Linked DNA regions of Homo sapiens: all the other regions are linked to region 2. A link is a loop called in an ENCODE intact Hi-C map of the cell type or tissue named here. Cell type or tissue: heart right ventricle. All regions are shown on one strand. Region 1 overlaps LINC02932 (long intergenic non-protein coding RNA 2932). Region 2 has its middle 11 kb from the start of LINC02932. Region 3 overlaps LINC02932 (long intergenic non-protein coding RNA 2932).

Region 1 (8,000 bases), 120 kb after region 2:
CTGAAGCTTACCACAGACAGTATGTTTGGTTTGGGCATAGTGTAATTTTAGAATGTAAGATTTCTTGTATTGTGGTAATTTTAGAATGCAAGCTTTCTCAAGGCTGGGACTGTCCAGTCTTGCAGATGCTTTAAGCTCTCATTAATCAAGGCTTATTCTTTGATTATCCCAATACTTGTGCCATGCCAACCTTGTGGTGGACTATCACCATGATTATCATTAATCCTTATTACCAAAAGGATCAGGTTAGACATCCTTTTCATCCCCCACCTGCCCGAATTCCATCCTTGACCTGCTGAAGAAAAACAATGAAGATAGGAAGCTCTAGTAGGCAGGTTTGTAATACCCAGGCAATATATCATATTAGCAGTAATAGAAACTCCTGTCTTGCCTCTCCCACAAACTACTTGGAAAGGCATTTCTGCTGTACATCTCTTTGGAGAGCAGTGGTGATCTAAAGAAATGCTTCCTCTTGAAAGAACCCTTTTTATTCACAGTGGAATACTCTTGAATTTTGCAGATCATCAAACATACAAAAAAAGGTTTTTTTTTTTAATAGTTGAGGAAATAAGCCTAAAGAAAATGTGTACCTAATCCTATTAGCTGACTTAATATAGAATTATTAAAAGCCTTGATATACAGGATTTAACACAATCTTTCTAGCAGGGTGTGATGTAATCTGTTTTTGTTCCTCAGCTAGCAGATGGCTTACCTTTAAGTAATTTCCAATATGTTAAGAGATCAAAAGCCATCCTCTTGCCACCGAGGCAGTAATCGTTCTTCTCCGCTGGGGGTTGCTTGGTCCTGTAGTAAGGATATGCAAAGGCTCCTGGCATTTCCAAAGATAGAAGGGCGACATTTCTTCAGACTTTGAAGTTAATAATCCTTCAGAAGTTGAAAACTGAGGGATTTTTCAAAACTCTTTTAATGTTCTATATGCCATGTGTGAAAGTAAATATCTGTAAGAAATCACTGAGGGTTGGTGCGATGCTTGGAGGAGTGCTCTGCAACCTCGCGTGTCATGGACTGGCACAATCTCTTATTGCTCAAGTGTGGAGAGATTATGCTCCCATCGAGTAATGTTCTTTGGAGGACGTGATTTCCGCATTGACTGTTTGAGAAGGAGGCTGGAAATTCATCGAATTTTACATTTCAATGGGCCATTGTTGAGCTCACACTACTGCAGTACCGACAGGCCTAGCCTTGCAATCAAGACATGACTCTTCCTAAGCTTGGAAGCTTTCATCTGCATCCTCCAGCATTTGTCTAGTTGTTGGAAATGATCTATTGGTGAAGAATGTGGTAAATTTGCATTGGGGATTCTATTTGATTTTCTCCATGACAGAAAAAAAAAGTTTTTTATTTTAACAGTTTAATATGCTCCTGATAGATCCAGAGCACAAAGCATTTTGCAAAAATCAAATTCAGATTTTCATGACATGCTGAGTCATAGAACCCTGCTGAATTTTGAGTTCAGACAAGCCTAAGTGTCTCAGGGTTTGTTACCACCTTTGCTCAAGGCTCTTGCTTTTGATACAGAGAGGTTTCATTTTATTTCCCGGACCAGTTATTTTCAGACTACTTAAAATAAGAGAAAACTCTCAGTAGGAGAAGATATTCCTAGGCATACAGGAGGCCTAAGTTTGGCTCTTCCCCTTAGAGATAAAACAGACTGTTTAAACGTATGTAGTAGGCTGCTCTGCTATTACCCCCTCTTCCTTCTTACTGTTTTGGTTTACACATTTGATAGTTGGGAATTTGCCAGGCAACATCTAGTAGTAAATGAACATTTAGTAGTCATCAAAAGAGATACAAGGAGAAAATATGAAATAACTCCAGAGATGTGAAAAAGCCTGCAGGCACCAGGTTTCATTTGGAAAGGAGATATGGGTAAATGGCCTGCAGATAATCAAAAGGATGAAATGCAAACTTGAAATACCATAATATCATTTTACCCCTACACAGAAAACCATGCACGAATGGAGAGAACATATCTTCCCAAAATAGACTCGCTGACCTGTTTGGAGTTAGAAGTAATATTTGCTCTTTGTTCTAACCTGCAGCCTAAAAGGAACAGTAATATTCCTTTACAATCTCAGAAGATTCCACCTCTACTATTCTGCAATGTATTTTCCTGTTTACACTTTTCTATTACTTTTGGTCTCCTGAAATAATTGATCTAAGCAATAAAATAAAAACACTTCATATCAAAAGCAAGGGCTAGTAAGAGTTGGTTGTATGATTTATAAAGATTCTTACACAAATCCTCCAGTTGTACATTGAACTTATTCCCTTTTTTCCAGACTGGTCTCAACCCAACTCCTCCCCATTCTGTCTGGGATCTCTTTTCCTGTGCTTAAAAACCATGGTTATGTCTCTGTTTTCTTCTCTTCAGGATGAATGGATCCATAATTTCTTTAACTTATTAATTTTTGAGACAGGGGCTCACTCTGTCACCCAGCCTGGAGTGTAGGGGTGTGATCATAGCTCACTGCAGCCTCAAACTCCTGGGCTCAAGCAATCCTGCCTCAGCCTCCTGATTTTAGCTAGGACTACAGGCACGAGCCACCATGCCCAGATGATATTTTTATATTCTTAGCAGGGTCTCGCTATGTTGCCCAAGCTGGTTTCAAACTCCTAGCCTCAAATGATCCTCCATCTCAGCCTCCCAAAGTATCTTTAATTTATTGTTATTTAATGCCTCTTGTTTACTCATGGGTCATCTCTAGGTTCATTATATTCTAAGCTGTGAATGAGAATGTAGAATGTGGTAATTCAAGTAGAAGACTGAGACTATGGCAGGCCATGGGTTTGTTCTTTTTTAAGTCGTGTATATAAAAGATAGTTTGACTTTGAATGAAATGTCTAAAACCTAATTATAAATGCCCAAAGAGCCTAAGAAATTGGTAATTTTAGGAAGTCAGTGATTCAATTTGAATGTTGGCCTGTTAGCTTGGATAATAATTGCCCCATCTTCTGAGACTAAGGTAACATAGTCAATTGTCATTGGACTAGGTAAGTGAGATTAGGGGATGGGGTGGGAGGGCAGTAGTCATGGAAAATAAAAATCAAGGATACAAATGAAACTGGAGTTACTGCTCAACTGCTCAGCATTGACATAGTGTGGTTACAAAGTGTCAGGATCTGTAAAGTGCTCGCACCTGAATATGGCTGAACACTTAGAAAATAGTTGCTTAGTTCTTCTACACCCAAAAGAGAGGATTCAAGGCTTGAAGTTCCTGGGCTTCCTGTTGGGAGAACTGAGGATCAGGCTAAGTGGGAGGGTTCTGTCCCCTTTGCTTCCATGGCCTCCTTGCAACCAGAGCAGCTCTGCACACCCCCTCTCTTCATCTTCCACAGAAGTTACAATGAACAATAATTAGCCACTGCCTAATTATTCAGCTCCCCTCTTCCATGGGGGGTGTGTCTCACATCCTAGTTGCACCTGAACCACAATTAATCCATAAATCAGCTAATTTGACACTGGATAATGTCAAATTGATTGTATAAAATATTTGTTGGATAATTGGGCATCTAATTTTTAAACATGAGAGAATTTTAGATCATGCACCAATATGACACACAGCCCACAAAAAAACTGTGATGATTATTAGGGAGTTCTGGGTTCCTTGAAAGGAAAATACTGCATAAATCACAAGAACAGGTCTTTTCTCCTGGCTCCTTGGGACATAACAATATACCCTCTCAAGCAGGGTGAAAAGATATATCCTCTCTAAGTGAGATTACCCTGCAGAGTGCTGACAATCACCTGTCTCCTACCTCCACCTTCTCATATCACAGGCCAGGGAGTGGGTTAATTTTCTGCACCTTGAACTTAAGACTTTGAATTCCTATTCTCATCCCTTTGTTAACATTACAGGAAAAAATCCCTACCTGTAGTGAATGCAGAATCACAGTGCCAAGAAGGATTTTTGGAGCTCAATAAATTCATCTCTCTGCCTTTCTGCAGGACTGTGCCCCTTGCCACCAGATCTAGAGCTCCTGAGATTTTGAGGCAGTGTAGAATGAACACAGGATATCTATGCCTACAGCACACAGTCAAAAACTTAGCCCAGCAGTGAATGCACAGCACTTTCTGTATTCCTACTGTGCCCTGAGTAAAGACTTTTCACTTCATACATCATTCACAACTTGCTACAGGGATTTCACAAAGCCAGTACATACCCTTTACACAAAGAAAAGAAGAAAAAGAACAGACCTGGGAAAGAAAAGAAAAAAGGTGTGTCTGCCGAGTGTAGCATTATCAACAGGGAAATTAACAAGGCACAATGTAGTTGGGGACGTTAATCAAATAAACAAATGGAGTTTCTCATTCTGTTCACACATTTGAAGAAGAAGCCTAAAATATTTCAGAGTCAAACATGGTTAGACAGTTTCATTTCCTCCCTGGGCTCTGGTGCCATGAGGAGCAAGGCAAAAGATGAGGGAAATTGGAAGCTACTTTTCCCCTAGAGAGATCTGGTAAACAGATGCTGAGGTAGTCCCACCATCTGGCTTACAGAATCCTGGGGTCCCAGAGGAGGGTGCCACCTGGAGGTGCTGGAATACTGTTAGTGCTGGGTAGCAGCCCCTGTTGACTGAAGAGGGAGATCCTAAGCACACAGAGGAAGGAATGCCTTCAGTTGAGTCCTCGAATGTCCCAAGCCAGGATTTTTTTCCACAACAAGGTGGAGGGACAGCTTATTTCTTGCTAATCCTTGAGGGATTTACCTTTTTTCCAGAAATGATTCCTTCTGAGCCTTATCATTATTTTCTGAGTAATAAGCACTTCTACTAAACAGTAACTGTAATCTTCCTCCTCCTTCCACAATTCTGTATTATATTATATCATAGTTGGATTTCACAGTAGCTTGACGGGCAGATTTGCATAGAATAAATTAAGCCATAGAGAATTAGAAGAATTAATCAGAGATAGAGTCATTAGTTTCCAAGAAGTGAATTAATTCAGGAAAACCACTGGATATGTCACTTTCGTTGTCTTTTCCTCTTGAGAAATAAAAAATGTTTATTTTTGGAGATTGGCAGAAAAGATCTAGGATTGTAAGCCTGCTTTGATATTACTGAGTCACCTTAGACACCAATAGCTCACTCCATTCTCCTCTCCCCTCACACTCACCCCATCACATTTATGAAGAAATGAAGGGCAAGTTGTTTTCTTTGTCTTGTCTAGAAGCCCAAGAAGCCCATGTTCACTGATCCAGGATTGTCGTTCGAGTTCTAAAAACTAGGTGCTGAGTGTGCAGGGTTCTAGGACAGGTCACCTATTCTTAGCCTACCAGGCCCAGAAGCCCCTCCCATATGGCAATGCAACAGGCTTACAAAGAGCCTCGGATGACAGCTGATCTGGGTAACGTACATGGCCTGTATTTACTGGCCAAGTTCTGCCCCTTTCTTGACTATAGTTCCCCGATCCCTGTCTTTTCTGGCTCTTTTCCCTGGTCTCCCACATCTCCTGATTCCGAGCTTTGGGGCACCTAGTGAGGTCCCTCTTTCTGGATCACTAAATGTAACCCACAGCCTCCCTGATCCCAACTCTGAGCTTGACCCACTTCCCTGACTTCCCACACCCCACAGTTCTGAGCAGAATCCCTCCATTAGACCAGCCTTGGGGGATCCTGTCAGTTCTGATTCCATTTATCCAGAAAAGAAATTAGGTGTTTTTAGGTTTGCACTGAACAGCTGGGGGTTGAGTACAAACCTCTTACAGAACTCTGAGTCCAGCTTCTTTTCCCCACACAAGGGGTCAGTTTGTCCTGCAAAAGCAAACTGAGGACTAGAAGATCTTTGGGGAGAACTGAGTTCATTTATTCACTTCTTTATTTAGTCACTCATTAATTAAATAAATATTTGTTAAATTTCCACTATGTGCCAAGCATTATGTTGGACTTCAAATGCCAGTCCTCCTCATATTTGTACTTCTAGGGAGGATGTGGCTAATGCCTTGCTCATATAAATAACTTTAGAATAAAATCACCATGAAGTATTGCAGTTTTATGTGGCCAACCTGGAATCAAGATGTCTGTTGCCATGACCCAGATGCCAACAACATGTTGCTCCAAAGATCACCATGGCAGCCTGCTTATAGAAAATGTTATGTATAATCCTGGGTCAGAATGTATGGTTTCAGGATAGTATACAATTCCATTATCTCTCCCTTGTGGTTCTCCTAATGATTTTTCTGGGATCTGCCTGCTTCATGAGACCAACAGGACTGACCCATCCCTTCATCATTATTCAGCTTGTGGATTCTAATAGTCACCATGTGTTTGATTGGCTTATCTGCCTCTTGCCTAGAAATTTAGTCAAGAGGAAACCCGTGATCACAAGGTGACAGAAAAGACACTTAAATTATTTACTAAAAGTTGCTGGTTTTGGTTTTCTTCATTTTATGAAAAAAAAAATCAAGACATAGTTATGCCACTGGTAGTCTACAATAGGGCTCTATGCACATTAGGGCTCTATGCACTGTTTCCCTAAGAAGAAACAGAAGCATCACAGTAAAGAATAAAAATCTGTGAGAAGAGGAGAGTAATAGAGTGTATGCACATAAAAACGAGTTTTGAGTATCTCTGTCTGGTAGCTTGGGAAAGTAACAAACAGTGTAAGGTTTAGACATGAATAGGATTCTAATGGTTTCACCGTGGAAACTGTACAATGGACTATTTTCAATGGTACTGCAGGTAGAAACCGACTTAATGACATTTGCTCATAATGGCAATGTAGATTGCATAGTTTGAAAATTGAAGAGAGAAATACTTCAGATTAAAAAGAATTTATAGGGTTTTTATGGGTTGCTTCATTTGATCAGCCATCATTTGCTCAGAAGTCTTTAATAACTCTGTGGTATCTTCAATGAAAAGCTTTCCTCAACAAAGGTAGTGTTACTTTAAAAAGACAACTTTTTAATACTGCCCTGAATGATAAAGAGAACCTATTGAAAATAATTGAAGAACCATAGGCATGTTGCCTTCCTGTGATTGCTAGAGATTTGGAAGAATTTCTGCCCAAATTGGGCTGGATTTGTAAAGATGTCCATAATAGTGTTTGGATTCAGACCAGCTTTTGTTCAAAGCACTGAAACAGCATAAGGGGGGTGTGCAATAGAAGGGCATGATTAGGACAGTAGCTTTTTAACTTTGACAGCAAAGTGGTTCCCCAGAGTCACTGACTACATTTTCCCCACATATGTCAGTGGGGAAAATGCTGGATCATTGGAAAGTAAGCAGATGGCTGCCCAACTTTTTGTGAAATGAGAGGAGGGAAGTGCCACAAAAGCCCAGCAGTCTTCCATCAGTGCTCCTACCAGTGCTACCAATCTAGGTAGATTAACAGGCACATGTGTTTGAAATGTGGGCCATGTTTCATCATTTGTCTTAAAGAAATAGGGCTCTATTTGCCCTGTTTAGAATTGAGTTCACAGTTACAGGGAGCCCATCTGTTGCTCTGTGGGTCTTGTAAAACTTACTTTCCCAACTGAAATTGAATCACACAAATACTCATAAATTGTTAAATCTTCTTTAAGACAACACTAGAATATTCAGAGGCTGGCAAGGTGATTTTCCTCAGAGACAAATCAGAATAAGTTTAATAAAAGAATGTAGCCTCTGGAACCAGACTGCTCAAGTTCAAACCCTGGCTCCACCTCTTATTAGCTGTGGAAATTTACATATTTACTAATAATAAATTAGAATTTATTAAACCACTCTAAACCTTAGTTTCCTCATCGGTAAAAGAGGTTAATAATTGTGTTTACCTTATAGTTTTGTCGTGAGGATTAAATGGAATAATATACATTAAGTGCCTGACCTATAGTGAAAGCTTAGTAAATATTAGCTATAACTATTATTACCAATCATGTGTATCTAATAGCATTAATGCAAAAATAAACACTATCCAAACAGATCCTGTAACTGCAGAAAGAGGAGAGAAAACATAAGGTGGCTGGATACCCCCCAACTTCCCACCACCTTACACAAACA
Region 2 (8,000 bases):
TCATTATTATTACCTTAACATATTATGGAATTTTAAAAATTAGTCTTGGGAACAGAATAGCAAGCACAAATATTTTACTTTTCCATGCTTGACAAGCAACATTTCCAAGGTTTATAAGGTGCTAATCACATCAGCCATCAGTGAAACACACCATTTAACTGAAAACTAAACTCATACAAAGCCATACTTTTCTTATTTGCTAATAACTGTTCTATGCGAGCTGGTTGATAGAGTGGTTAAGACTACCTGGGCTCCAATCTCAATTCTGCCACTTGCTAGCTTATTATCTCGGCAAATGCCTTAATTTTTCTAGTGCTCAGTTCCCCCAACTGTAAAATGAGCCTAATAACCATAGCTATCCCCAAGGGATTGTGGAAAGTATAAAACAAGATAATATAGTAAATCTTTAGGCACAATGTCTAACACTTAGTAATCACTTCGTAAGTATTAGTTATTATCACTGGTATTGATTTTGGTTTTAACATAAACAGCTTTTAATATAATTATATGACTCTTTTAATTAAAAAATACATTTTACCAAAATCATGTTAGTTGCACAAACTTCCATTTATCTTAGATCATGCAGGCCAGAGATTCTTGACATTTTTGAATCACATAACCAAGTTCTTACTTCATTTAGAATCAGTAGGTATTTCATGGCTGGCTTAGGAAGAAAGGGAAAAATTCAGTGTTAATGTACCAAAGACAGGTTTTTCTATTTAAAGTATTATTTTGAAATATTTGTACCTTAAGATTATTCAGGACACAATGTATTTGAACTCCTGCAATTGAAATGTTACATTTAAATAAGAAGGAATTCTAGTTTATAGTAAGCAAATGATTGAGCCAGTAACTATAGCCAAGTTTTGAAAATTTGCTTCTTTAAATCCTTAGTAAAGAGCGATTTGAATACTGTGAAGGTAGATGTGTGTTTAACACTCTACTGTAGATACATGTACACAAGAGAATCTAATTTTGAAGTCTTCATTTAAGTGTTTCTATTCAGCCTCTTGACCTTGGAGAGAGTCATGTGCCTTCCTAGTTACAAGATTGGGCTCTAGATCAGGGGTCCCCAAACACCAGGGCCACACAACAGCAGGGGAGTTGGGCTGGGGGGCAAGGGAGAGAAGGTTCATCTGTTTTTTACAGCCACTCCCCATTGCTCACATTACTGTTTGAGCTCCACCTCCTATCAGATCAGCAGTGGCATTAGATTAGATTCTCACAGGAGGGCAAACCCTGTTGTAAATTGTGCATATGAGGGATCTAGGCTGCATACCCCTTATGAGAATCTAATGCCTGATGATCTGTCACTGTCTCCCATCACTCCCATATGGAACTGTCTAGTTGCAGGAAAACAAGCTCAGGGCTCCCACTAATTCTACTTTATGGAGAGTTGTATAATTATTTCATTATATATTACAATGTAATAATAGTAGGCACAAAGTGCACAATAAATGGAATGTGCTTGAATTATCCCAAAACCATCTTCTCACTCCACCCCCGCCACCCCTCCTCTGCTCTCCAGTCCATGGAAAAATTGTCTTCCATAATACCAGTCCCTGGTGCCAAAAATGTTGAGGACCACTGCTCTAGATGACCTCTCAGGCCTTTCCCTCATCTTCAGGCTAGTTATACTACCATAAAAGTGGAATAAAGTTCCTATGGTAAGAAGGGCTATAAGTTGCCTAGTCACTGCACACTTTGTATGTTTGAATTGAAGGTCTAATGTAAATCTGATGTAAATATAGGGATCTTCTTTTTCACTCATCTTGGCTTTGTGGTTAGGGATGGGGCGATGGCAAAGCGAGATACAGGCAGCCTTTTACAAATGAGCATCCCCACCCCGTGTTCTGGCCAGGCTGTAGGCAGTAGGTTTTCAGACAAGAGTGGCAAGGATTTGAAATTAGTAGCCAGGGAAATAGCAGTGTGATTTCAGATTCTCATGACTTAGGAAATTCCATGCTTAAAAGCGATATTTTTTCAGCTTTTAGACAATGTTTTCTTTCCTCTCAAAATTACTCCAGACTTTTCTGCAGAGATTACAACATGAACTTTCAATGGTTAAAATTCAGCCACATTTTCTTTTTAGTTTTCTTGTGTCAGTTGTATTGTAAATTGGTTTAAATTAAAAATAAAAAAATTTCCAAAATGATAAATGGGATTTTTCCTCAGACCGAGTCAGCATGAGATTAATGCTTTCACAATTTTGTACAATTTCAAATCAAATGTCATGTGATTCAATCCTAAATCTTTTCTTATATTATCTTCCCTAACCTATTTCTTTATTGTCAACATGAGACTACAGAGGATGTTAGAGAGAAGGACAGGTAGAAATCTACTTGATTGAGAGTCAAGGAGGGGGGGGGTCTTTTTCTCTGTGGAGTTTCTTTTAATAGGTCAGGGATAAAAACCTTTAGGAAAAGCTGAAACTAAAAGTGAAACATAAGACGACCACTAGGTTCACAAACACAAACATGTATTTTGTTCCCGGGGTGGAGAGAAGGGTGCGTTTGTGTGTATTTACTTTTACTTTGAACCAGACTTAATTACAAATTTAAAATTAACTGACATTCTCTTTAAATATGCTTACTTCAGTGTACCTTACCAAAGGACAAAGACCCCACAGTTGAAGCCTATCCGCTCAACTTATCCCTGAATGGGAGAAGCATCTACTAAAGCAATCTAAGTTATAACCATTCTAGTTTTCCATGCCAGATTTGGATGCTTAAGCTTTAGAAACATAGCTACTGTTTTCCCATATTTTCTGTAAAGGACATGTGTCCTCTCTAGAAGGAAAGCTTACTTCAAATTTGAACATCTCCATTTGGAGAACTTTTGGACAGAAACACAACTTTCTAGAGTTTCAATTGACTGAAAAGAAAACTCTTATATGGAAAAAATACCGTCTGAAGATGAAAGAAAATTCAGAAATTGGCTGTAAAACTGTGTCACATCTCACATTACCTAAGTGAACTAACACACAGAAGACAGTGGGAAATCTGGGAGCTGTGACTAAATTATTTATTTTTAAAAATGCTCTTATGAAATTTAATGCACCAGAGATAATATGTTTACTCTCTTTTGTTGTTTTTTGTTAATGATTTTTTCCCTATTTTTTTGTAGGAAATTTAGAAAATAATAAAGATACATAGAAAACAATAAATTTCACCCAGAGATAAATACCACTGACATTTTATTTCCTCAAGTCTTTTCTCTATGCACAAAGATATATTTAAGAAAATGGAATTGTACTACATATAAAATTAAATATCTTGGATTCCCTACTCCCTTAGCATTTTTTAATCATTTCTTCATGTCTTTAACTATTTTTTCCAAAATTCTGTTTTTAATGACTGTATAATATTTCATTGCACAGTTGTAGCATAACTTTGTTTTCCTTAATTTACCTTTTGGGGTTTTAACTTCTTGGTGATCTCCATATGCATGAATCATCTTTCTAGTGTCTTGTGATCTTAGATCCCCGACCTCTTTTTCCCTCATTGTGTGGCCTCCCCTCTGCAGTCCCCACTCCCATGGGCAGGCCTTGCTAGACCATGCTATTTCGTTCTCTCAATGTCATGTATTACATGTGATCAACATTGCCCGACTTTCTCTCTAATACTCTAACCTGACTGGGACCTCCAATTCTTCTACCACCCTTTCACTGTCCATCACCACTTCACGTCCTTACTCCCCTCCATACCCAGCTGAATTCCATCCTCAATAATCACTCTCAATTGCACACACCTTCAAGGAAAAAAATTTCCTTGCTGCTTTTCTACTTTTTTTAATGCTTGTTTGAAAAAAACCACAGGTTTTTAAAATTAAACTCTCTGCATTCTCTGTATCTGCACCTGGGTAACTTACTGGAGCTGGAGAAGAAAAGAACACAACCATGCTGATTGATCTCACTTTAAATTCATAAGCACAAACTCAAGTGAACCCGTCCTGATTCCACTAATCACCCTACGCCTCTTTAGTCCATTTGTTCACCCGTTCACTGACTATTTGATATTCTCTTTTTTCTCCTCGAATCTCTGACATTTCCTCCTCCCATCTGTATTGTCTTAGCTGATGATATTGCATTCTACTTCACTGAGAAAACTGAAGCAATTAGAAGAGAACTTCCCCTGACCCTTATAATCACATGTCCACACTCATTCCATCTGCCTCTCATCTGCTACATTCCCACCTGCTATCATAGATAAGGTCTCCATTTTGCTAACTAAAGCCAGTCCCTCCAGCCATGACTAGTTCCCATCCGGGACACTGCCTTAGCAATTATCTTTTCTGACTCCTATATTATCACAATGTTTCTTCTCTACTGGATCATTCCCAGTAGCTTACAGACATGCTGTTATTCTCCCATCTTTCCCTACAAGTTATCACCTCATTTCTTTGGATTGCTTGCCTCAAAACTTGTTGAAAGGGATGTCTTTAGTAGCCATTTCTGATTCCTCTCCTTTATTATCTTCTGAATCCTCCCCAGTCTGGCTTTTGCTTCCCTCGACTCCTTCACTGAAACTGCTCTTGTCAAGATCACTAGTGACTTCCATGTTGCTAACTGCAGTGGCCAATTCTCACTTCTCATTTTACTTGACCCGTCTTCGTTTGGCTCTGGGACAACACACTGTCTTGAATTTCCTCCTATCTTCCTAGCTGCTTCTTCTTTGTCTCATTTGCTGACTTCTCCTTTTCTACCTTCCCTCTGAATGTTGATCTCCAGTGCTCAGTTCTTGATTCTCTTTTCTTCTCTATCTTTACTTCCTTTTTTAGGCGATTTCATCTAATCTCATGGCTTTAAATACCACTTAAATGCCTAAGACTCCTAAATTTACCTCTTCATCCCACACCTCTCTCCTGACTCCAGGCTCACATACAGTTATCTACTAACGTCTTTATTTGGTTGTCTCAATTGAATATGTCAAAAACAGAACTCCCAATATGGCCCCCTCACTTGTTCTTCTGGCGGCCACTCCCATCTCAATTGATGGAAACACCATCTTCCCAGGGCTCAGGTCACAACCTTGAGATCATTCTTGACTCATAGTTTTCTCATGTTCCATATCCAATTCATCAGAAAATCTCTTGCTCTACCTTCATCCTATATCCATAACATGACTATTTCTCAGTGCTACCTCTGCTGCCGCCTTGGTCTGCACCACCGTCATCAGCTTCCTAACCTTTCTGTTTCTATCTTTGTTCTACCCACCATCTAGTCTCAGCACAGAAGCCAGAGTGACCCTTTTAAACCTAAATATGGACCCAGTGGGGGGGCTTGCTGGCTTGCGCCTGTAATCTCAACACTTTTGGAGGCTGAGGCAGGAGGATTGCTTGAAGCCAGGAGTTTGAGATCAGCCAGGGTAACATAGGGAGACCCTCTCTCTACAAACAAAATTAAAAATTAGCCAGACATGGTAGTGTGCACCTGTAGTCCCAGCAACTTAGGTGGCTGAGGTAGGAGGATCACTTGTGCCCAGGAATTCTAGACTGCAGTGAGCTAGAATTATACCACTATACTCCAGCTTGGACAACAGAGTGAGACCCTGTCTCAAACAAACAAACAAAAAACCAAAAATACCCTACTTCTCTGCTCAGAATTTTGTAACAGCTCCCAGTTTATTCAGAGTAAAAGCCAAAGTCCTTACAATGGTCTGCTAGGCCCTAAGTGTTCGGATCCCAGTTACCTGTCTGATCCTTTTTCTCTTTGCCCAATTTGCCCTGCTCTAGCCACATTGGCCTCCTTGTTGTTCCTCAAACATGCCAGACAAACTCCCCTCTCAGGCCCTTTGCATTGGCTGTTACTTTAGCCTGAAAAGCTCTTCAGTCTTTATGCTAATACCACTTCTCAATAAGCCTGCTCTGCCTCTTTATGCTATATTGTGCCCCAACACCTCCTGCTCTCCTATTATAGTACCTTCCTTCTTCTTTTCCTCCCCATATTATATGGAAACGCTTCTTGTATTGTATAAAAAGCTTCTAACAAGCTACATAATTTATTTATTTATTATGCTTGTGTCTATTATCAGCATTCCTATCTCAAACTTAAGCTTTCACAGTGTCAGGGTCTTCGTTTTTTGTTCACTGAGATATTCTAAACACTGAGAACAATGTCTGACACATAGTAAGTATTCAATAAATATTTGTTCAAAAACCTTCAATAAATAATAAGCCTATTTATATAGAAAAGGCAAACATTTAAAGGCACGTTAACCTTCTTACTTCAGTCTATATTTGTTTTGAAAAACCTGCCTTCTGAAGTGAACTATAATTCCTAACTTTGGTTTGAATCCCCTCACATGAAGCTTCATGTTTCTATTCTTTAGAGAACATAACTTTCAAAAATGTTTTGAGGATGAATAAAATGAGATAGAATAACCAAGCAAGCCAAATAGCTAAGTGAAAAATTAGAACAACCATCTGGATATTTCAGTTACAAGAATTTCAGTGGTGAACTCCTGTTGAGCAGTGGAATATATAACTCCCAGCAGAAATACTTTAATTTGTGGATTGGAGGATAAAGAGTGGTGGGTTGGAATGGGTATACTGGGGTGGGGTTGGGGATTAGGAGTGAAAAGGAAGTGGAAAGTAAAATGGTAGGAAGATGGCTGTGCTAGCAAAGGCATCAAATACCTAACTCGCATAAATGACCATGCCTATATGTTACAGGTTGGAAATGCCTACGTTTTTTAAACAGATAAATTGCACACATTTACTGTACAGCATAAAAAGGATGACATTTATCTTTTCCTTGGGTCTGAAATGTATTTCTATCACTTGGCTGGTTTGTTTTTAACTCACACTGAAAACCGAACTGTAAGAAGTTTGCCTAAACTTCTCCCCCACCCCATGTTATACAGCCTCAGCTCATGCTATTACTCCAAATACAATAATCTGTTGGGAAAAATCAGGGTGATTTTAAAGAGATCATTTTCAAGTATGAAAGCATTTGAAACCAGTTGGGAAGACAGGAGGGGCAATAGCTAAACAAATACCTGCATTAGTCAAGGAGCACTCAGAAACAGGGCTCGACCTGCTGGGAGAGGATTTTGCTAAGGAAAGCCTGTACTCACAGAAGAAGGAAGCAAAACGGCCTCATAGGAAACCAGTCATGTGTGTGTACACTGTCTGCAGCCATTTTCAGTCACTTTGGTTTGAATCACCTCACATGAAGCTTCATGTTTCTATTCTTCAGAGAAAATAACTTGATTTAGAGAAAAAAACCTGATCAGTTTTAATCAGAGTTTCCTATTTGTATGTTTTTCCAGTTTACTTCTAGTGTTGAGAAAAATTATTATTTAATGGTGAGCATAGGGTAGGATGGGGCAGGAGTAGGGGATGGGGGAACTCTCACAAAGTAATCACTCTCCTTCCTTAATATTGCCATGTTTTACTTATTTAGGAGAAATAAAAAGAAAGTAAAAGAAGTCATTATAAGGCCCCAACAAGGATATTCAAGTCTCAGAAGGGCAGCAGGTAGCCAGGGGAGCAGAGTGCTGGTTTTTTAGGAGAACAGAGAAAACTGGCCAGTAGCAGAAGAGAGACAGGAATGCTAGGATGGGTGGATGTTGGAGACGCTGACATTTACAACAGAATAGTGATACAATGCTTTATTGAGAAGGGAGCACTTGAGCCAAGACCTAAAGGGAGTGGGGCCATAAGTGATGGGTAGCAAAGACCCTGGAATGGGGACTTACATGGTGGGTTTGAATAATTTCAAGGATGCTATGTGGCTGGAGTTGAGTGACCCTGCTTTATTTCTCCCTGTAACATTCAGCACCGTCTGACGTGTGATACATTTTCTTATTCATTTGTTCTTTTTCTATATCCCCAGCACTTAGAATGGTGCCTAGAACATAGTAGCTGCTGTAAGGGTGCAGTGCTTTGCAACCAAGATCTTCTTCAAAATGAAGACTCCTGTGAGTGCTGCCAAAAGACAGTTCTCACCTATCAGCCCTCATTGGAGATTGCCTATGGCCAAAATTACACAAGACCTG
Region 3 (8,000 bases), 110 kb after region 2:
TACTCCATAAATGAATTATTTTTGGAGGGAATACTGGGTGAGAGGATGAGGCTTTAGCCTTCAGTTAATTTTTCTTTAGCAGTTCATTTGTTTGTTCAGGTAATATAGAAATAGAGAGTAATGCCAAGTGATTTCTTACCTCAGAAGCTGGAAAGATCTTTATCAAACCCCTGACATGCATCACTTAGGATCCTTTCTGTACTACCTGCTTCTAACTCCAGCCACTGCTGTGGTGACAGTTGTGCACAGGTTCTGATAAAATTCACCCTGACAGTGATGTACTAAATGCCCTGACTTTGCATCTTACTCCAAAAACTTCTATGGTAATACAGAAGTTTAGAGCACCACAGGACTCTGTTAGGTACCCATGCAAATACCTGAACGTGCAAGGGAGTTAGCATCCCCATGAGATGAAAATTTGACCCATGGGAGGCAGGAGCCCGTGGATTAATTTATTTTCCCTTTCTCCCGCTAGAGAGACTGCCCTGAGAAGCAGTTATAGGTCTTCTCAGAGGATGGTCTTGCAACATCAAGCAGTAAGTTGAGCTTAGCAACAACTAGCTTGATCAGCATTCTTGCATTTTCTTTCACTCTTTGCTGCTTTTGTAATCCGTATTCCTCATTCTGGGTTATATGCCCTAATAAGGTAGTACAATGTAAATCTTTGGTTCAGGCTCTGCTTTCTGGGGAGGCAAGACTAAGACAATTAATGCCGAATGACTTCAGAAAGCAGCTCCTCAGGAAGGTATTTTGTACCTGGGTTATAAAGGTCCCATTGCTGGGGAGGTGTAGTAGGGATAATACTAGCATGTAGTAGCATTATAACTAAGACTTTCACCCGTGGTTAATTGGGTTGAGGTGCAGGTGGCAAATGGAGGGGCCATCATGGTTAAAAGCATGGATAAAATGATAATTATAGAAAGGAGATGACTGCTGTTAACTACACTGGAAGTCTTGGAAAATTTTTTAAAAAAGACCCAGAGAAGTCGACAGTCAAGTCAAGCCATGCTATGAAAGTCAGAGATCCTCTATGGCAGCTGCAATGGAAACTGTCATCTCATCGGAAGCCGATCGAAATCCAGAAAGACACAATCCTAAATGCCATAATCCTGAACGTTGAAATCCTGTAAGAGCAAAATCTCAAAAACATAATTCTGGAAAAAATAATTAAAAATTCTTTAAAAGATATGTATTTGCATTGTTGAAAGGAGATTTATTTGAGAGACATATAAAAACATTACAGAACATTTCATAGATTATTTCACACAATAGAATAGAATAGAATAGGTAAAAATAACAAATATTTTTGTAAGCACAAACACTCAGCTATACTAATGTTACATAGGTGTAACAGTTATAAGCAGATGAACCATATTCATTAAGAACTAGGTCAAAAAGGGAAATGTATGAACACATATCACTATGATCAGTAAGTGCGTGCAACCAGATTTATATCTGCAGTCATCTGAAATACTGTGACAGATAATCTAAATCTTTTGATGAGATCAATCAAAAACCACAGTGGGTCACCCACTGCATATGCAGTCACCCGAAGAGCTGAGATCTTGAGAAATTTTATTTTTCACAAGCATAGATACGCTAAAAGGGTATCTCTTCATTTATTGAGGAAGTTTCGATGTTTTTATGTAGACCTACAATGCTTTCACACAAAGTCAGCATTGTGATAAGGCACTTTCATTTTTTTGTGTCAAAAACGCATAAAATGAATTAGAACTCTAAAGTCTCTACACAATTTATATCTCCAGTATTGAAAATGATGAGAAAATGAAATATGTAGCATAGAGAATGGTAAAAAAAAAATGCTGATTGTAAAAAAAATGCTGACAATTTAAACTAGTTTAAAAAAACTAAAAAGAAAAGAAAAGAAAAAAAGACTCCCCCCAAACCAGAAAATTCTGATATATAAAAAAGTGCATTACAGGGAAATCTGGCTTTCAGGACTTCAACATTCAGAATTTTAATGTTTTGGGATTGTAATTTTTAAGATTTTAGATGTTTAGATTATGGGCAATTGCACAGAGGTAGTCCATAAGAGCTGACAAACTTTTATGATCAGGAACTATATTTTGAATTCTTGCATCATGATGAATAGCTGCTTTGTTTCCCTTTTTTTTTTTTTAGGGCAGTATTCTCCTTGGAGAAATGTTCACATTCTTTTTCTACATGGACCTGCTATTTTTGAAATTCTTCTATATGATTAGCTGTACATCAACATGAACGTTCCCTGTTAAATTTTCCCATCTTCTGTGCCATTATTCTATGCTGTTTTGGGTACTCAAAATTCCATTCTGAATACACTCATATTCAGACCGCAAATTCGGTGAAAGAACTGGTGATCAAACAGCAACACTGTTGCATAAGTGTCTTCTTATCCTACCATGAACATAATTATTTTTGAACCAGTTAGTAACTTCCCTAGCTTCTTCAGGCAAATGTGACTTTTATTAAAAGCTCCTGGAAAGTCATAGATGAAAGGAATGTCAATGCAGGAAAGTGATGCACTTTGGAGCTGAAGTTTTCGTTGTTGCCATATCATGTGGCCAATCACTTGTGTGAATTTTTCCCCAAATGCAAATAAAGACACAAAAGGTAATAGTTCTGCCTAACATGATGCAACTAACATGATGTAACTATCCTGCATACAACCAAAAATGCTCTAATCCCTTCCCTAGAATCTGGCTTTCAGGACTTCAACATTCAGAATTTTAATGTTTTGGGATTGTAATTTTTAAGATTTTAGATGTTAGGGATTTTGATCTTTAGGGATTTCAAAATTTGAGATTATGACATTTATTTCAAGATTGTGTCTTTTGGGATTATGATCCCGATCCATTTCATGGAACCACAGAGAAGACCATGCTAAAAATCAAGCCCAGGATTTAACTGTAAAAGTACACAACCACAAAGGAGAGTGAATGCACAGGTTCAACAGATCTCCTATATCAAAGTCAGGACCTCAATAAGAAAAGAGTGGATGGGAAAATTTGGGTGAACCAGCTGGTAATCTTGAACTACCAGATTCCTGTAAACCCTCCTCCTAGGGCCCTTCTTGGAGGAGAGCAGTGGCTGCCTGCCTGGAGACTGTTCAAGGACTCCCCTCTAAAGCAGGTGCCTCATAAGATAATTGTCTCTTTGAGATCTGCCTCCAGTATTCCTCATTCCCTCTAGACTGTTGACCAAGGAGAAATCTCAGCCTAGCCTAAGCACCATTTCCGGAGGAAATAGCTTGCCTGCCAAAAGAACTGCAGAAACTAGTTCAAATGATCTGGTAAGAGTAGAGGGCTTTATACGTGGAACTGGAGCTGGAGGGTCTTGGACTGGGGTGAGGAAATCAGAATATGAGGCTGGACAGAGGAAAGTTTACTAACATGGAGGCACCTAGCCATGCTCAGAATTTGATGCCCTATAAAGATCCCCTGGAGCTCATCCTAATTGTCTGTTGAGATGTGTCTTAAGACTTGGTAAAGAGAATGTTTACATCAACTGCTATGGTAGAAAATCACCTTCCCATCACCCTTTTTCCAGACCTAAATCAGCTCATAGATCCAGATTTCAGTGATTGATGTGGAAGCCAGGATCCCTTGAGGAAGGACGGTTCCATGCCACCACCAGTATATATAGTACATCTTCCTTTGATTCTTTCCCCAAATGTACTTGCAGCAGGGTAACTTTGCACTGTTGGAAGGGGAAAACCCAGACTTTTCAAAGGCTGTTAGGTAAGGAGTTGGGGCTGAATGATACCAAATGAACTGAAATACTATCAAAGATCTCTGGTTAGAGTGGGAGCCCATCTGGACACAATGAGAACGGAATTTTGGGCCAAGTTTGCTTCACAGTGTGTTAGTGTTCACAGATCTGTCCTGAGGTTATTGCCCACATCCTGAGTGTGTGTAACTGAGTTAAATATATTTATCAGGTGATAGAGCCCTCACACTTGTTCCCAGATTTGTAGTATAAGGGATATTATGAGGGAAGGGCCAAGTAGAAGTCCCTGAAACTGCCTCTATCCCCATCTAAGACCATATATCAGAAGCAACACTGCATGCCAGGAGGAATTGCAGAGATTAGTGACACAATCAAACACTTGAAGAATACAAGGGTGATGGTTTCCATCATATCCCTGGTTCAATTTTTTCTGCATGCTCATTTATGGGCATACCTAGCCCTGGAAAATCCTGAGAGCTCATGGTGGATGATGGTGAATTATCATAAACATAACCAGATGTTAACGCCAATGGTATCTGCTGTGCCAGATGTGCTATCTTTACTGCAAGTGGATTAGCAGGCCTCTGGTACTAGGTATGTGATGATCTGGCAGATGTGTCTTTCTCAATGCTCATAAGGAGGAAGGATCAAAACAGCTTACATTCACGTTGTAGAAACAACAACTCATTTGCAAAATTTGTGTTTTCTGTCCCCACACTCTAAGGTCCTGGTTTCCACTGCAGGGCTGAGAAGGGGAAGAGTCTTTTCCGAAACCAGGTGCACAGAAAGGGCTCCACCAAATTCGAAGCTTCAACTACCACATTTAGGCTCCTTGCGCTAGTGGACCAGAAGGCAAAGAAATGAATTACTATATTGGCAATGGTAATCAACCCTGACTAATATGGGGAGCTAGAGCTGCTGCTATACAATGCAGACAGGCAGGAGTATGTCCCGTATCAATGAGATGCACTTAATGGCAGCTCTTTTGATTACACATACTCATATCGGCTCCTCCTCCTTCCCTGCTTCATTCTGGTTGTCCCTCCCTGCATCTCCCTGAAATTGCACCCCCTAACAAAATAGTAATACAAAATCCTTTGCCTTGGGCTCCACTTTCAGGAAAACCCAGGCTCAGGCTGCTGTAACACTCATAGGTTCAAACGTACCTGTTGCACTTAGAGAACACATATACCAGACATTTTACATATTTCATTTCACTTAACCTTCACATCAATCTTGAGAGGTAAAATAATTATTTCTGTTTTACAGATAAGGAGACAGGATCAGCTAAGTCCAAGGACTTTCCAGAGGACCACCAGTTTATGTGTAGTACAGCCAGGTTTTGAATCAGGAAATGTCCAACTCCAAAGCTCAGTCTCTGTCCTCTATATCTCATGGCTTAGGTCAGCAATAATAAAAATGAATGCTCAGAAAGAAGACAATTCCTCCTCTTATGTCACTCTGACATAATCCCCTTTGCATTATTAGTGGTTGGTGTTCACTTCAAGATTTTGTTTTTCTTTTTAATTTAGTACACACTGTATTGTTTAACAGGTAAGTACTGTAGGAAAGTTGAAGGGAACAATAGATTATTTTCCAGGAACCTACTTAGGGTTCTATCATTCTGAAATGGGTGATAGAGGAAATTGGAGTATCCTCCTTTTTAAAAATCAGGATTTAAGAAGTAAATACGAAGATAAAGTACAAAGTCAACTCATTAAAATATTTTCTGTTTCAGAAAATAATTTGTTTTAAAATAAATTCAACACAATAAGCGGCATGAAAGAAGAAAAATGCAAAACCTTGTTATATAATTTCAAGTTTGATTATGTCACCAAATAAACTAAATGGCAATAGAGTAGAAAGAAATATAATCCAGAAAGGAAGTGAGAAAGGTTAAAGAAGTCAACAGTAATTAAATGGTGACCGAAGCCAAATGGAAATAGATCTGTATTAGCTGAAGGCCATTCCTGTCTTTTAGAATGTTATGCATCAGTGAAGAGAGAAAAGAAAGGTTTCTGCTATTTTGACATAAAAATATGTCATTTCTGAGTCAAGGTTGCTAATTCAAGAAAGCAGTAAATTCTCAGTACACACATTTTAATAATCCACACCTGCTGGCAGGTATTGAAATAGATAAGATCCTGTAATAAGTCTCCGTGGGGCTATAAGTCATAAGAACTTCATTTGTTACTGGCTGTTTACCCTTGTGAAAGCTTAAGGCAGATTGACTCAATCCAATGCAAATAGAGGTGAAAGTGACAGCTCTAGCTATTAGCTGATATAGCCTCTGATGGATGGTCATCTGTCCCCAGGGATGTATCTGCTCAATAGGGACTCAGCTGACAGCAGGAGGCTGAAAAAACTTGTGCTCTACTTACAATTCTGTCATGGTGTTGCTTCTGGATATTAGGGCTTTCTGATTTAACGTATCTAATAGGAAACAAAGCTGAGTGATGTTTATAATTTGTATTATGAATGCTAACATTACAGTCAATCATTATTATAAATTATGAAGACAGTGACTACCATTAATTCAGTGCCTACTTTATTCTGGGTCTTTAAAATTGCCGTACTTACAACACTGCAAGGTAAGTGTTATTATTCTCACTTTCTACATAAGGAAAGCTCAGAAGAAATAAGCAACTTGCCTAAGACAAAGGCTGAGATAATTAAGTTAACCTACATTCCTCTCTGTTTTGTCCATTATACAACGTGGCTGCTGATTCTCTTCCAGGAGTCTAGATAAGCATGGGCAGACTTCAGTAAAAATCTTACATGTTATGGAAGACATATTACCGAGTGGAGTTAATAGGCATGCTTGGAGTGGTGAATAAACAAGATTTAGGTCATTGCCATAGAGCATGGCTGAATCAACAATAACAGCAACAAAAATAAGAGTTGATTCACTGTGATATGTGGGCCACAATCTTTATGAATTGATGGAAAAAATGCACGGTCAATCCTAGAAGGCCACTCATTCATTGAACATACATTTGTTGAGTATGTTCTAGGTCCTAGAGTTGTGCCAGGTGCTGGAGTTGAGGAAAGTAAGAAAAAGTTAATACAGTTCTCAATGACATAGCTAGAAGGAGTTCTGATAGTAGTAGTACTCATCAAATCAGAATGTCGTTGTGCTTATGGTAACTCCTCTAATTTTTAGCAGTCAGTCCAAAACAGATGGTGGGATAGGGCAAGTATTTTAACCTGAATAAAGTTTCTAGATCAACATTTTGATTCTCAAGGTAATTCTTGGCTGAAAGCACCTGGAAGTCTAGGTTCTCTTTATAGACTGTCATAGAACAAACACCGTGGCAGAAACTGCAGTTTATCACCAAGCCTATCTCCTCTTCTTTCTGGGCACATGATTAGAACACATTTCCGAACCTCCCTTACAGTTGGATGTGGACAAATGACTGAGTTTTTGCCAGTAGGAAGTCAGTGAACATAATGGGCACCATGTCTTCCCCTGGTCCATGGACATTCTCCATGGAGCTTATCTCCATGTTTCTTCCCTGGTCTCCATCTTAATGCAGATGAGCCTAGTGACCCTAAAACCACATGTTAAAGATATCAGAGCCATACATAGAAAGAACCTGTGATGCTGAGTGGCGACTTGGAAGGCCACCCTTCTTGGAATCCCACATTGAACAATTATATGAGGAAGAAATCAAGTTAAGACACTGAAATTTTGGGAGTTACTACAGCAGTTAGCATTACTTTAATACAAATACTAACATATGTATTTGACAATATTTATTTGGGCACTATTACATATTTAATTTCCTCTTACTTAATTCTAAATCAACAAGCAGATAATATGATTCTATTATTACATATAGGTCCCCTAATTTCAATAGTCAGTAATGCATGAGATATTTCACATCACATTTCTGAGATTTTCTCTCTCTCTCTTTTTTTTTTTTAGGGGATCAGTAAAGATCTTTTTTTTATATATATACTTTAAGTTCTAGGGTACATGTACACAACGTGCAGGTTTGTTACATATGTATACATGTGCCATGTTGGTGTGCTGCACCCATTAACTCGTCATTTAACATTAGGTATATCTCCTAATGCTATCCCTCCCCCCTCCCCCTGTCCCACAACAGGCTCCGGTGTGTGATGTCCCCCTTCCTGCGTCCATGTGTTCTCATTGTTCAATTCCCACCTATGAGTGAGAACATGCAGTGTTTGGTTTTTTGTCCTTGCGATAGTTTGCTGAGAATGATGGTTTCCAGCTTCATCCATGTTCCTACAAAGGACTCACTGCT

The links. A loop is a pair of places that touch in the nucleus more often than their neighbours do. Peaks named below come from ENCODE experiments on the same cell type or tissue, not always from the same donor. Only the 100,000 strongest peaks of a DNase experiment are listed, where the experiment ranks them.
Region 1: it touches region 2 in a loop (1.9-fold over the local background); 2 of 110 quality-filtered maps call a loop at or near these places.
Region 3: it touches region 2 in a loop (2.4-fold over the local background); 3 of 110 quality-filtered maps call a loop at or near these places.

The regions. Positions count from the first base shown.
Region 1 is chr7:91,420,031-91,428,030 of GRCh38, forward strand. The region is part of intron 3 of LINC02932 (long intergenic non-protein coding RNA 2932); the gene reads left to right. Among named protein-coding and RNA genes, the nearest start is that of LINC02932, 110 kb to the left of the region's middle. RefSeq lists an enhancer at 892-1,437. In heart right ventricle, no CTCF peak of the experiment used is centred here; no DNase peak of the experiment used is centred here.
Region 2 is chr7:91,295,932-91,303,931 of GRCh38, forward strand. No RefSeq gene overlaps it. Among named protein-coding and RNA genes, the nearest start is that of LINC02932, 11 kb to the right of the region's middle. RefSeq lists an enhancer at 1-213. In heart right ventricle, no CTCF peak of the experiment used is centred here; a DNase peak (open chromatin) is centred at 4,602.
Region 3 is chr7:91,410,668-91,418,667 of GRCh38, forward strand. All of the region lies in intron 3 of LINC02932 (long intergenic non-protein coding RNA 2932), which reads left to right. Among named protein-coding and RNA genes, the nearest start is that of LINC02932, 100 kb to the left of the region's middle. In heart right ventricle, no CTCF peak of the experiment used is centred here; no DNase peak of the experiment used is centred here.